Regions from separate parts of the Homo sapiens genome. Here region 1 is linked to region 2. A link is a contact called in ENCODE Hi-C or POLR2A ChIA-PET data. All regions are on one chromosome and are shown on one strand. The core of a region is the stretch at or near the end of the contact, and the rest is flanking DNA. Distances in the headings are between cores, read along the strand shown.

The links. Hi-C counts contacts between places; a loop is a spot of excess contacts on that map. ChIA-PET counts read pairs that join two places held with the same protein, here RNA polymerase II (POLR2A).
Region 1: a map of cardiac septum shows a loop between it and region 2 (1.8-fold over the local background). The contact joins two enhancer-like sites. A Hi-C loop is called at or near these places in 1 of 168 maps with a recorded cell type or tissue (cardiac septum). POLR2A ChIA-PET finds 5 or more read pairs at or near these places in 2 of 52 experiments (A673 and WTC11).

The regions. Positions count from the first base shown.
Region 1 is chr3:37,576,937-37,583,313 of GRCh38, reverse strand. All of the region lies in intron 15 of ITGA9 (integrin subunit alpha 9), which reads right to left. Among named protein-coding and RNA genes, the nearest start is that of ITGA9, 130 kb to the right of the region's middle. Within about 2 kb of position 2,778, at least 4 of the 41 ENCODE cell types and tissues checked have a DNase peak (open chromatin) inside an H3K27ac peak, as active enhancers do.
Region 2 is chr3:37,736,673-37,743,021 of GRCh38, reverse strand. It overlaps ITGA9 (integrin subunit alpha 9), which reads right to left. Exons shown (of 28, transcript NM_002207.3): 20 at 6,039-6,118; 21 at 1,203-1,292. Among named protein-coding and RNA genes, the nearest start is that of ITGA9-AS1, 120 kb to the left of the region's middle. RefSeq lists enhancers at 1-245, 648-1,456. Within about 2 kb of position 3,221, at least 4 of the 41 ENCODE cell types and tissues checked have a DNase peak (open chromatin) inside an H3K27ac peak, as active enhancers do.

The sequences.
Region 1 (6,377 bases), core at 1,529-4,028, 160 kb after region 2:
TTCTTATTATCCTCAAATAAAATACAGTGGCTATTTCTCATCATGACCCACAGGTGAGCTACTCTGGGAGGACAAGGACCTATGCACAGCAGTCTGGGGACACCTCTCCAGAAAAGAAATCTAAACCAAGAATATATATTAGAGCAACCCAGGAGAATCCAGAAATAAAGATTTGTAAACAAAGTATCCCAGTTTTCCAATATTGGCAATTGTATAGGTTAACACTTTGCCAGGCAAGCAAAGTGGGACGGTGAGGAAGACTCAGCCTGCGGGCCACTAGTTTTCAACCTCTGGCCTACAAACTAATGGAGGGAAATAACTTCACGCACTCCACCAAAAACAGAATTCATTTCCACCAAGGTTTCAATAAATATTAAAGGGCAGGAGGTTTGAAGGCCTACTGGTTGACAAGTTTTAAGATGGTGACATTCCAATGTTGTTAAGTATAGAGGCTTGAGGATTGCTTAGGCCAGAAGTGGAACAGACATCTTCTTTTGTGGGTTGTGGAACAGTAGAAGACATAATTCCTGACTAGAAATGGGACAAAGAGGGTCCAAAAATCAGCCAATCAGTCTTGGAGAAGTCACACTGTTATTTCTCCAACTACAGGTTTATTCCTTCAACTTAATGGGATTGTACAGAACCCACTAAGACCAGATAGTTAGTCTACCCCCACCACTCCATGGACTAACAGTCATCAAATGTGCCATCAATAAGTAACATCACCACTACCATCCAAAATCCTGCCACCTAGGCAGTCACTACTTACTCTACTGAGAAAAACAAACTCTCCTTCCTTTTCTTAAGAGGAAATTTGGAATGGGGTTGGAGGTAGGAAGAGTAAGAGCAGAAAACAAGAAATACCATATACATTTAGCCATCTTCCTCCCCTTAAAAGTCAATCCCTATTTGGAAATGTTTGCTGCCCCTTCTTAAACAAGACAAATGACCTCAGGGCCAGAGAAATAAAATCCCCTGCCCATCTTGACTCAACAGGTTCTCTGACAAGCTAAACACAGCTGCACTTCAACTGCTATTTTTAGATTCTATAAATTCTGGCCTCCTTTTTCTCTTGAAATATGCTTTAGAGACTTGCCAAACACTTTTATCTAGGCTCTAACTCCATGACAATAATTTCATGAGTATGAAATCACCACTATGGTGTTTGTTTGCTGCTATTGTCATTATTAGGAATATACTCATAAAACACGTGGAGGGTTTCTTTCTCCTTGGAGGGGAGGCTGCCTGCCTCTAATTGCTGTCGTAGTCTGAATTATGGACAGGAAGGGGAGATTTTGCCACCAAACTGATTTCCTTTTTAAAAAGTGGAAGAAAAAGAACCAGAACAGGGGCTGCTTACCTCCAGGACAGTGTTTCTCAAAGTGGTTTAAGACCCAGATTTCCAGGTGAACACCTCCTACCAGATGTATCCAATTGAATTTTGTGGAAGTGGGGTCCTGGCCCCACCTGTAATAGTCATGCCACTACAGCACCCAGCTTTGAGAATGCTGCTCAGTTCCAAAGCCCATCCCAAGTCCCACTCTGAGTTCGCTTTCACTTTGTTCTGACAATTAAAGCAGACGGCTGCAGGGAGGGCACCGAAGTCATCTACGGTGTTAACAAGGTGGATATCAGGGGTCCTGATGCTTTTGAGACATTGTCTTGCTTTCCAGATCTTGCTCAAAACTGACCAACTTGATTCTGGAAGCTGCCATCTAAACAGGGCAGATAATTGGAACACAATCTCTTCAAAGCAAGAAATAGAACCGGGTCTGTCCCACTGCATTCAGCATCCAACATGGCCTAAGAACACGCATTCTCTCTTTCCTCCAGATAGTCATGAATCCAGCCAGCCAGCCAACATCTTGTGGGTGTCATCCCCATGCACAGTCCTGGGCTACACTGTCAAACAGTCCTCACCAATCACGCGCTCAAGACCCAACCTAAGATCCATGTTTGAGTGTTCTCTTTCCCTCCCTTTTTCACATCTAAGACTTCAGCTACTCCTAGTGTCTTTACCTCCAAAAGTTCTCAAGAATCACTGCTTCCGTCTGTTCCCTCTGTGACCACACTAGTCCAGCCGTCTTGTCCACTGTTCTTGCCTCCTAGCTGGGCTATCTGCTTCCACTCCAGCTCCTGTCCTCCATTCACTCCACAGGCCCACAGTGATTTTTTGAAAATATCTACAATATCAGGTCACTTCCCTGCTTCCCAGAGCACTGTAAATAAAATCCAAACTTCTTAGTTTAGCCTATGTAGCCCAGCACACTCTGCTCTTCATCCCTCTCGCTGGGTTTTCCTTCACACATTATTTTGTTCAATCTTCCTAACAACGCTTTGAAGCAGGAATTAACCTCAAGTTCCAGGTGAGATTCTAGAGAGTCAGAGAAGTAAAGCAACTCGTCCAGAGTCACAGAGCCAGTAATGGTAGAGTCAGAATTCATACCCGTGTCTTTTGGACACCAAAGTCCAAGTTCTTTCTACTCAACCTCTTAGCTCATGTTAATCAAATTCAAAAACAGAAATACAGCAGGAAGCCCCTAGGATTCCTTATTACTGTACGTATTTCCAAAGGTCAGACCTGAGTTGATTTAGAATGGCCATACAGGAGCACATCCAGGATAAAAAAGAGAAAAGGTAAGAAAGAAGAAAAGGAGGGAAGAGGAGAAGAGAAAATGAGGAAGAATAATGGATGCTCTGGCGAACATTTAAAAAAGAATTACAAAACACAGCTCAAACTTCCATCTGCTGTGGGCCAAAGCCCTGTTAAGCTTCCAATGCTAGAGGGTGGGGCCAACAGTGATTTTTCCCCTTTCCCTAGAAGTTGCAGTCCCTGGTTACATCACCTCTCCCAAGACTTAGCGGACAAAGTGAATCAGCCAGTCACATAGTAAGGCTCACCAAAGACACTTTCCGACTGAGAAGTCTGGCTGTCAGAGTTTCCTTCCCTTCCAGAGCAAAAGGGAAAGCCCCGCCTTCCAGCCATCCACTGATTTTTCTTGTGGTGGAACATAAATTTATGTAACTAGATTTTCAGAAGGATTCCCTGTCCTTTTACAAACATGAAGTACTGACACAAGTTTTCTCAGACATCTCCCATCTTTCCACAGTCAGTTCAAACTTGAAAAAAAGAGTGAAAAGTGGCATTTTTCATAAAGATTTCTCCCCAACAATCTACTGATACTGACTAGTGGTGAAACCCTTCTGTCTTGTTTTCCTAATATCTGGAATCAGGTAGTACTTGGTATGTACTTCATATGTACCATACTGCTAATTTTCATGCCTAGAATTACTTTTCCAACATTATTGATAACTATTAGATTCTTTATCATTAAAAACACATTAAATGGATAATTATGTAAAAGCTCTCTGGGAAGAAGTTAACCTTTTAAAAATGCTTAACAAGAAATCATTTATAACTGCATATCCATGGTGAGGGATATGGGAGGCAAGGGCTGAATCTGAATCAATTGAACAAAGATGGGCTATAACTCCAACATGTGGGCCCCTGGCTTGATACAAAGAGGAGAGGATAAGCTCCTGGCTTCCAAATGGCCTAGGATCTGATAGGAGGGTTAGATATTATAAACAGAATATTTGGCAGAATATATTAAGGTTCACACATGAGGTTCTTCATATATTCTAGACCATGGCAGAGACTATATGCCTAACCAATATCCATTCTCTACTTTTCCCTTTTAACCAAACTCAACTTTATTCCAATCTACAATATGCCTACCTAAAAGACATTTTCTAGTCTCCCCTGGAGAAGAGGTGGTCAAGAAGATACAAGCAGAAACCATAATGTGAGGCTTCCAGGAAAACTCCATAAATAAAGACAAATTAGCTGGGAGATAATTTTCTTTTGTAATCTTCTCTCTTCCTTCTTTTTCCTATCTGGAATTTGGATGTGATGGCTGGAGCTCCAACAGCCACATTGGGCCATAAGGTAACTTTGAAACTGGAAGCCATGTTCTGAGGATGGTGGAACAGAAAGAGGAAAGGATCCTTGATCCTTGAAGTCCATGGAGCCACCATACCAATGCTGAATTACTTCGGTGTGAGAATAAACCTCTACTGCATAAACTTATTTGGGTTTTCTGCTGCATGCAATTTGACTTGGCTTGAAAGAGTGGTGGCACCATGTGACCATTAGGAGAGGAGTCAAGAGAAGGAGGGGCTCATGAGACGGCTTCCCTGGGACTATGCACACTGCTGGGGAGGCCATTTCCTGGATACCAGAGGACAAGTTCTCAAAACTTCTCTTGGGAAGGATGATATACTAAATCATGATGGAGGGGACAAGCCTCCTATCCTTAACATTATTTAACTTCCACTAATCAATTACGAACCATCTCATTTGGCTTCTTCCTCTTCTCCCTCTCTGCTTGCTCCCCTTTCTCAGCCCTAGGTGACTGGCACATGACTATACATGGCTAAACCTTACAAGGAATAGGAAGCAAACATCTTAGGACTTACCTTCTTTCTTCCCTCCCATCATGATGAAGTTTTCCCTGTAGCCCTCTTGGGGACCTGGATACAGAAATAGCTCAGACACAGGAGCCTGCTGAGATTATGACTTATGGGAGGCAGATTTCTCTCATCATTATTTTGTTTAAGGCCAAAAGGATTCCAAACAAAATTCCTGAGCCCATCTAAATCCAAATCAGAGTGGTGGTCCAGGGCCAATGGGAGAATGGTCTCTCTTGCCCAGTTAGTAGATGTAAGCAAGCAAGACTGTTGAAGCCGAGGGACCACTGTGGCATGGCCAAGCCATGGGGAGAAAAAGATGGGTGAAAGGAAGGAACTCCCTAAGGGAATGGCAAGTCAAGACTGAAGATGGACAGCTGCTGTCTTCCTTGAAAATTCATCCAAAAGCTGACTGGCCTTTACGTTTCCCACCAAAAAGCAGTGGGTCATTCCATATCCCTCTAGGAATGAAGACCCTTCTGAAGGAGGCAAGCTTCTCCACCCCTTACCCCACACTGGCCTATAAGGCACATAAATCCTTATGAAATGAGCTCATCCAAAACTTCCCAGCAACGAACTAAAATTTAGCAACATCATGCAGTACATTTAAAACTTCCAAAATCAAACCTTTCTTTCCAACAGAAACACAAGTTTTCAAAGAGCAAATGGAACCACAGTAGAGTGTCTTCCCCTCATTGAACATTTCTTGTACCTCTCAACTGCAGCCTCCCACCCCCCAAAACAATTCTTTCTAGAACTAAAAATATCAAACTTTATTAAGTATCAGTTCCTCACTAAAAACCATGTTTGGGCTTGAGATTAAATAGCAAGAATTCTTTAAAACTACATTATTTTTTAAAAAGCAAATAATGACCAAGGGAAAAAGAATCCCAGATTTTTCCAATACAACATAAAGATGACAGCATGAGATAATACTGAAGCCCTCCAGGAAGAAAGACCAGCACACGAATCATAAAGGGCTCTATTTCTACTCCAAGTGACGCTCATGACTAAATAAAAATGTGTTTCTGTTTCCACAAATCTACTTAAATTTCACATGTTCTGCGCACTTAGCCATCATCACACGGGAAGAAGTCACAGAGTTTCACAGTAGATGTGGAAATGGAAGGTTTTATTAATTGCTCCTCTTGTACCACAACCTAATTAAAAACAGAACAAAAACAGTTCAGAAGTTTCTAATGCATGTAAGGGGGTTGAAGGAAGGCTGGTTATTCCAAAATTAAAGAAGCCACCAGAAAGAACTTAATCTTTCCAGCCATCATCTATGCCACTTTTTTATGCCTTTTAAGGGTATGTTAGAAATGCACCAGAAGATGGCTGGGAAAACCCATTTGGATGATACACCAGAAGCAGCAATAGCTGGTTCCACTGTTAGTGTTTGGGCTTGGAGATCCATTTGATGTCAGCTATGAAGGTGCCAACACCACTCTCAGCTCAGATGAGGCCAACAGCATCATTTGGGTTTTATGATTGTATTCACTCAATGCCCAGCCAGGATTCCTTTTATACTCAAGAAAACTCAAACAATTAACTGAGGCTCAAGGCATTCCCACCCAAGAAAGAAACTGGAAGTGGGGCAGAAAGGCTGAAGGGCTTGGCCATATGTAACTAGCAAACATGGGAATCCCCATTCATCCCACAGGGTGGTGTCATGTCTGTACCACAGGAAGGAAATGACTTCTGTGGATGTGGCCCTCATCTTTCTGTCTTCCCTGCCCCACTGACCACCTGTGCCACATCAGAGGAACAGAGCCCAAGGACTGGACGACCCCAAGGATGGGTCCTGAGGGGAAAGGATCAGCCTGTGTCAGACTGGACCACATGGTGTCCTAGCCACACATGACTGTGAATGAGCAAGGTGACTTGATTCTACCATTTCTGTTTCA
Region 2 (6,349 bases), core at 1,972-4,471:
CAAGTGTCTGGGGGTGGTGGGGAGAATGTTTTCTCTTTGTCCCCAAGGATAGGGCTTGGTTCTGGGTATATTCTTGCTGTGCCTTTGATGAGACAAGTAAATAAATGATACAGTTAAAAATAGAGCTGTGAACAGAGGCAAAAATATGCTAATTTGCAAATATATTCCATCAGTACCTCATGTTTAAAAAACATGACCAAAAATGCCAAAAGCTCAGGAGCAGGAATGCTTGGAGACTCATTCCACTGGCTCCCAGCAGTGCGGGCTAGTGCAGGGATGGCTCTCCCTGCAAGGGATCAACATTTCTACTGCTAATCAAGGCTGAGACCCAGAAGCACTTGAAAACCGAAAAATTAGAAACTGTGAACCTCCAGAAAGTTCAGCTTGCATTTGGGTCAAGGGTTCAGTGGGTCCTCACCTGATCTAAACTAATTGTGTAAATCTTTTTTCCACTATCAAAGAGGTATGCACTCTGTTTTCTGAAGCTGGAAAGAAATGGAGTTCTCATTTTTCCAAGCTGGGGCTTTGGTTGAAAACTGACACAGGTTGTTTCAGGTCTCCACAGACTGCAGCCCAGGGTCCTGCTTTCCAACAATGCCAGCGGCACTGAATGACCGTGGACTTGACCCAGACAGACAGTGTGGCCGATGGGATGGTTCCCTGCCCATTCCAGACCATTATAGACATCAGGAAAAGCCACCTCTGGCTCTGCAGAGGGAGTTAACAGAAACAAGCAAAGCCAGCACTGCCTGTGGAGCTAATCAGAAAGTGGTCCTCCTGTGAGCCAGGACTGGAGACACATCTGGTGATAATCTCTGGCCCAGCAACTTCCAGCTGAGATTTTAATCCCAGGAGCCATGCTGCTTGTTACCATACAGCATTCTGGAGGGACTAGGGGCGGATGAGAATATATGCACATAAAGGTATATGGAATGTTCAAAGAAATTATGGGGCTTAAACTTGTCATCAAACTTCTCAGATTATCTACCAGGTGGGTGGGTAGGTGGGACAGAGGAGAAAACAAGGAGGGAGGAGTGTATGAGTTACTGCAGCTAAAGCTTCATCCTGCTTTTCAAGGCTGGGAGGAAGTGGAGGTGGCACAGCCCTTGGCTCCTGGCTGGCTACACATGCAAATATGAGAAGCACAGTGTTCCACTGGAGGGCACTCCTGTGTTGTGGCAACCCAGGACCAGGCTACTCACCCGGTGATGGACGTGTCCACCTCGTGCATCAGTGGCACCATCAGCACGAGGGTGTTGTCATGCAGGGATTCAGAGCGCTCCGTGTTGCCACTGTGCAGAGAGAGGAGAATGAATGAACGCTGGCCAACACTAGCTGTCCAGCAGTGGGCTTTCTCTGTTCCACTTTAGAGTTGAATCTCTACATTCTCCAAGGGCAGATGGCACCTCATTGCCTTCAGTCTGTTTTTGGTCCCTGTACATATCTATCAAGGGCACTCTATTGTCTTGGTTGTGTTCCACACAAAGATTTGAGTGTAAGTAGTTTATTCGAGAGGTGGCCCCAGGAAATGCCAGTAGGACTGGAGAGTGGAGAAGGGAGAGAGCAAAGGAAAGGAGACAATAAAGGCATGCCATACAGGAGGGTCGTGCTGTCGGCAGCCAGGGCCCAGTCTCGCGGGGACTCTGTGAGGCAGAGTCAGTCTTCCTAGCTGAGGGCATGGGAGCCAGGCCTTTATCCACTGACTCCTGAGAGCTGCTGTTGCTGCTGCTGGGGGTGGGGGTGGGGTGGAATGAACCCCCTGGCACCTGCCTGTCAGGCAAGTGAGTGGGCTCTGGCCAGAGAAAGCCTCAGCAGGGTGGCTGGTGCTGGGAGCCGGAATCTGCCCAGTTTGCGGATAGATTGGGAAGGGTGAGGGCTGAGGGGTTATGGGCAGGGCACCTACTGTGTGTGCTACTTGTGTAAGTGCCTGTTCCACGAACAATGGACCAATGAAGTTAGGGTATTGCAGCCAGGAAGGAGTTGCTAGACTTCAGCAGCTATGTCTCACCTGAAAGGACCACCCATCATCCATGGACAGCCAAGCCCAGGAAAGAGGCCCTGACCAAACCTACCACTATAAACATCATGGAAGCTCTCGCTATAGACCCTGGCTATAGCAAGTCTATGGGGGTAGATCAGGCATCGATATTTTTGAAAGCTCCCCAGGTGATTCTAAAATACATCCACATAAGGCCTCCGGGTGAGAAAGCACAGAACGGGGATTCTTGTGAGATCATTCTGGAAAGGTGAACATGAGGGAATTGATGCTGTTAAGTGGCTACTATGTGCCAGGCACTATGCCGGGCATTTCTCAGCATGGCCTCACTGAGACCTCAGAGCAACCCCAGAGGGAGATGGAGCACCCACCTTTGACAGGTAAGGAGCAAGTCAGATAAATCAGGTAACTGCCCAAGGCCCCCCTGCAAACCAGAGCTGAGATTCCAACCAGCTCAGTCAGACTTCAAACTAGGGCTCTCTCAGCTGTGACTCCTGCTCCTGATGCCAGATTTGGGAGCGAGAAGGAAGAGGAGCAAAAGAAGAAGGGAGGAGAAGGAACAGGAGGAAGAGAGAGAAGACCTAGTTTCCCTTTATTACTTTATTAAATTTCTAATAGGAATTGTGATCATTATTCCTTGGGAAAATGCGTGGCTCTTGGGTACATGTTCTTGAACCTACATTCACAGTTGGTTCCCAAGTTCACCCTGCATGGGCGGAAGAAAAGAGTCCCCTAGACCTGCTGAGGCTGGCTCAGCTCATCCTGACTGTTCCCCACCACGCCGTTCCCTGAACATCTGCTGAGTCCCTGTCTGCTCTGTGCCCTCTCTCTGCCCCCTCCAAGCCCTGCCCCACTGCCTTCCTCTCTCAACCAGCAAGTGCTGAATGGCAACAGCACTTAAATAGCTCTCACATCCCCTCTCCTTCTCCCTCCTATTGTTCTGAAACAATGGTGCTGTGTGACGCTGACCCCATAGGGCCACAGTCTCTGCCCTGGCTCCTCATCTGTCTTCCTACATGGGGTGACATCAGTCCCTCAGGGGCATCCACAGTTTGCAAAAGCAGCAGGATCAGGTGCCCACACAGCCTGACTTCCTTGTCCTTCCTTTCCCAAGGGGTGACAAAAGCCTTGGGATCACTGCTGTGGGCAGGCCAAAGGCGACTCCCCTGTGGATGGGTTAACACCATCCTGGCCCACTCCCGCCCCCACCCCAGCATCCTGCCAGGTCTTGCCCTGCCGTTTGTTTGGCCGGCTCAGGCCCAACCGTCTCATCTGTCATCGTGTGACTGCTCCAGAATGAGCTAAGTTGAAGAGTTGAGATAAAGACGTCAAACATCAAAAGGCTTCCCGTCATTCCAAAAGCTAATGAGCTGGGATACTTTCCAGTGGTCTGCAAAAGCCAGGCTGGTGGCTGCTGAGAGGAGAGGTTCAAGAAACTGCTCAGTCTCAATGTTATGTCCCCCTAAATCTACAAGTAGGCAAAGAGACCTTCAAAGGGTGGTGATGGAAGAAAGGAACAATTGAGATTTTAACTGTAGTTTTCAAGATAAGGAGCTTTAAGGATCTTTCCGTCATAGCAGGGAGTCAAGCGCTGTGTGTGGGTGCCCTCCGGGGCAGTCAGACCATATCTTCACCAATGCCTGAAAAGAAATGAGCATCTGAAATATTCTGGTGTGTGCTTAGAAGATAATATGGTCATCTTAACATTTGTGATTTAAGAAACTAGAAATTTTTATATTATTGAAGCTACAGATCCTAGGGCTTCCTGAAGCTATGCAGCACTGTTAATGTACATAGGGGGTGTTCTTGAATTTAGTAGGTTACTGTCATTTTCTCATGTGCCCAGCATTTAGCACTGCAACTGGTAAATATAAGGTGCACAATAAATATTTACTGAGTGAAAATGTGCCCAGCACAGAGTAAGGGATTATAAATAGTGGTTCTTAGCCTTGGCTGCTCATTAGAATCATTTGGTGAGCCCTTCTGAAAACTCCATTGCCCAGGTCTCACCCCAGGCAGAGGCAGGGTCAGGGTCTCTGGGGATAGATCAGGCATCGATATTTTTGAAAGCTCCCCAGGCGATTCTAATATGCATCCAAAACCAGAGCACTGCTGCTGTGTGGACATGTTATTCTAACAAATGAACCTTTCACAATTGCAATACTGGTTCCCTGCCCTCTCTGACTGTTATGATTAGCCCTGAATTAGGTGGAGGCAGGAAGTGTCTTCTATTTTGACAAGGGAAATCTCTTCCATGTCACATTCCTTCCCAGGCATACAGGCTGCCTCAGGTGTGGAAGGACCAAGAGAGCACATTGATGGGTCTGCCCAACAATGGCGAGTGTTCTGTGGATCCAAGAAATGGCAAGAGAATGAGAATTTTCAGGTTTGAATGGGCATCTGCCGCCCCTTATCAAATTCATCAACCTCATGCTCTGGGGCCAAGCTGTTGCACTGTGCCACTCCCCTTTTCAAAAACTTTCAGTGGCTCCTCAGTGCCATCAGGATATAGTTCAGATTTTCTAGGTGACCTTTGTCCCCCATGGTTTAGCGCCCAGGCTCCTCTTTCAGCCCCATTCCCACTGTGCTTGTGTGCTCCCCATCCTTCTTCTGAGAAGGTGCACGAATCCCCAGTACACTCTCGTGCCCACCACCTACACAGGTGTAACAGGGCTTCTTGCCCCATGGACAGCCTCACTGCCGTGCCCATGTTGCTTCAGCCTGAAAACAGACTCCTCTGTTTAAATGCTACCTCCCCACTGAAGCCCTTCTGGATTTTGTGCAATGGGAATGAAGTCTACCCTATCTATGCTTTGCATAGGCTTCTATTAGATCACAGTCATGTTTTATGTGATGTAAATTATGTGATCTTGAAAATAGTGTCAATAGAAAATAACCAAGTCTTGTGGACCAGTAAAAAGAAGCGGCTAAAAAGACATTATTGGGATAACTGGCATAATCAGAACATAAACTGCGGATTAGCTAATAGCATAGTGTCAATGTTCAATTTCCTGAATGTGATAACTATACTACAGTTTATTAAGAGAACAGCCTCATTCTTGGGAATGCACACTGAAGTATTTATGAATCAAGAGGCATGATTTCTGCAACTTTCACATGGTTAACAAAAAAAATTATATAGAAAGAGGATGATAAAATAGATGAGGCAAAATGTTAACACTGGGTGAATCTGGGTAAAGGGTATATAGGAGTTCCTTGCACTATTCTTGTAAGACTTCTGTTAAGTTTAAGATCATTTCCAAGTGAAAATGAAAAGGTTGCCTTGGGTGTCCAACCACCACCCCAATCAAAGCTTGTGTCTCCCTGTTCACCCACCTGAACGCCCCTCCCTCCACTGGAGCTGCCAGCCAAGTGCTACCTAGATGCTGCTTCAAGGCATGCTGGATCTGCCCTGGAGAAGGCATCTTGTAACTCCCCAGAAGCCCCCACAGGCACTCATGGCTATCCTGGAGAGGGGCGGGCACATGCTACTGAGGGGAGAAGCTGCCACCCCACGATCCCCTTTCCTATCCATCCACTTGGCTTCCAAATTAAGCCCTCTCTTGAGTAGCATCTCTTGGGGCCTCTGCCAACAGGCTCAGCCAGGCCCTCAGGCTGCAGGTGACCTGCCCACTCCATCAAGGGATACAGCACCATGTCCAAAAGCAGCAGTGGGCCCAGCCAGACAATTTGCAGAGGACATCTGTCTGATCTGGGAAATACACAGCCAAGTGGGAACTGACCTTGGACTAGAGCCTCACCCCCCTGGGCCTGTCTCTCCTCAGCTGTAGAATCATCACCTCTGAGTGGCTGATGCCCAGTTCCTCTCAGTTCAATCTGCAGTGGCGGCTATGCAAGCAGCACTAGGCAACCACCATCCCCAAGAAATCCAATTCCACTTTGCGGCTCAAGGCTTTATCACTGAGTAACCATTTCTTCCTCCTCAGCATCCTGGGATTCATCAAAGCTTAACCAGGACACATCCTTTCCTGGTCCCATAAATCTCTCATCTTTGAAAAAAGTGTTTAAACCCCCCCCTTACCTCTGAGCAGTAACAATGAAGCTGAGAACTTCCTCTTCCCCAGACAGGTGGCTTGTATCAAAGATCACGCTGAATTCATACTAGTGAAAAAGGAAGTGGTATTTGGCATCAGCAGGCATTCCAAACTTAAACTGTTCTCTTCCATCTTCTGCAGTTTATGACCTCTGGAAGCTCATTTGCATGATAAGCTTTAGTTTTATGTATAGCTTTCTGACTGTCAGGCCAAAGTCACAGCTTTAACAGTAAAACCAAGCCTGACACATACTCTGGCCAGAGACCTGCTGCTCCTGTTCCGCCACCGAGGCTCTCCT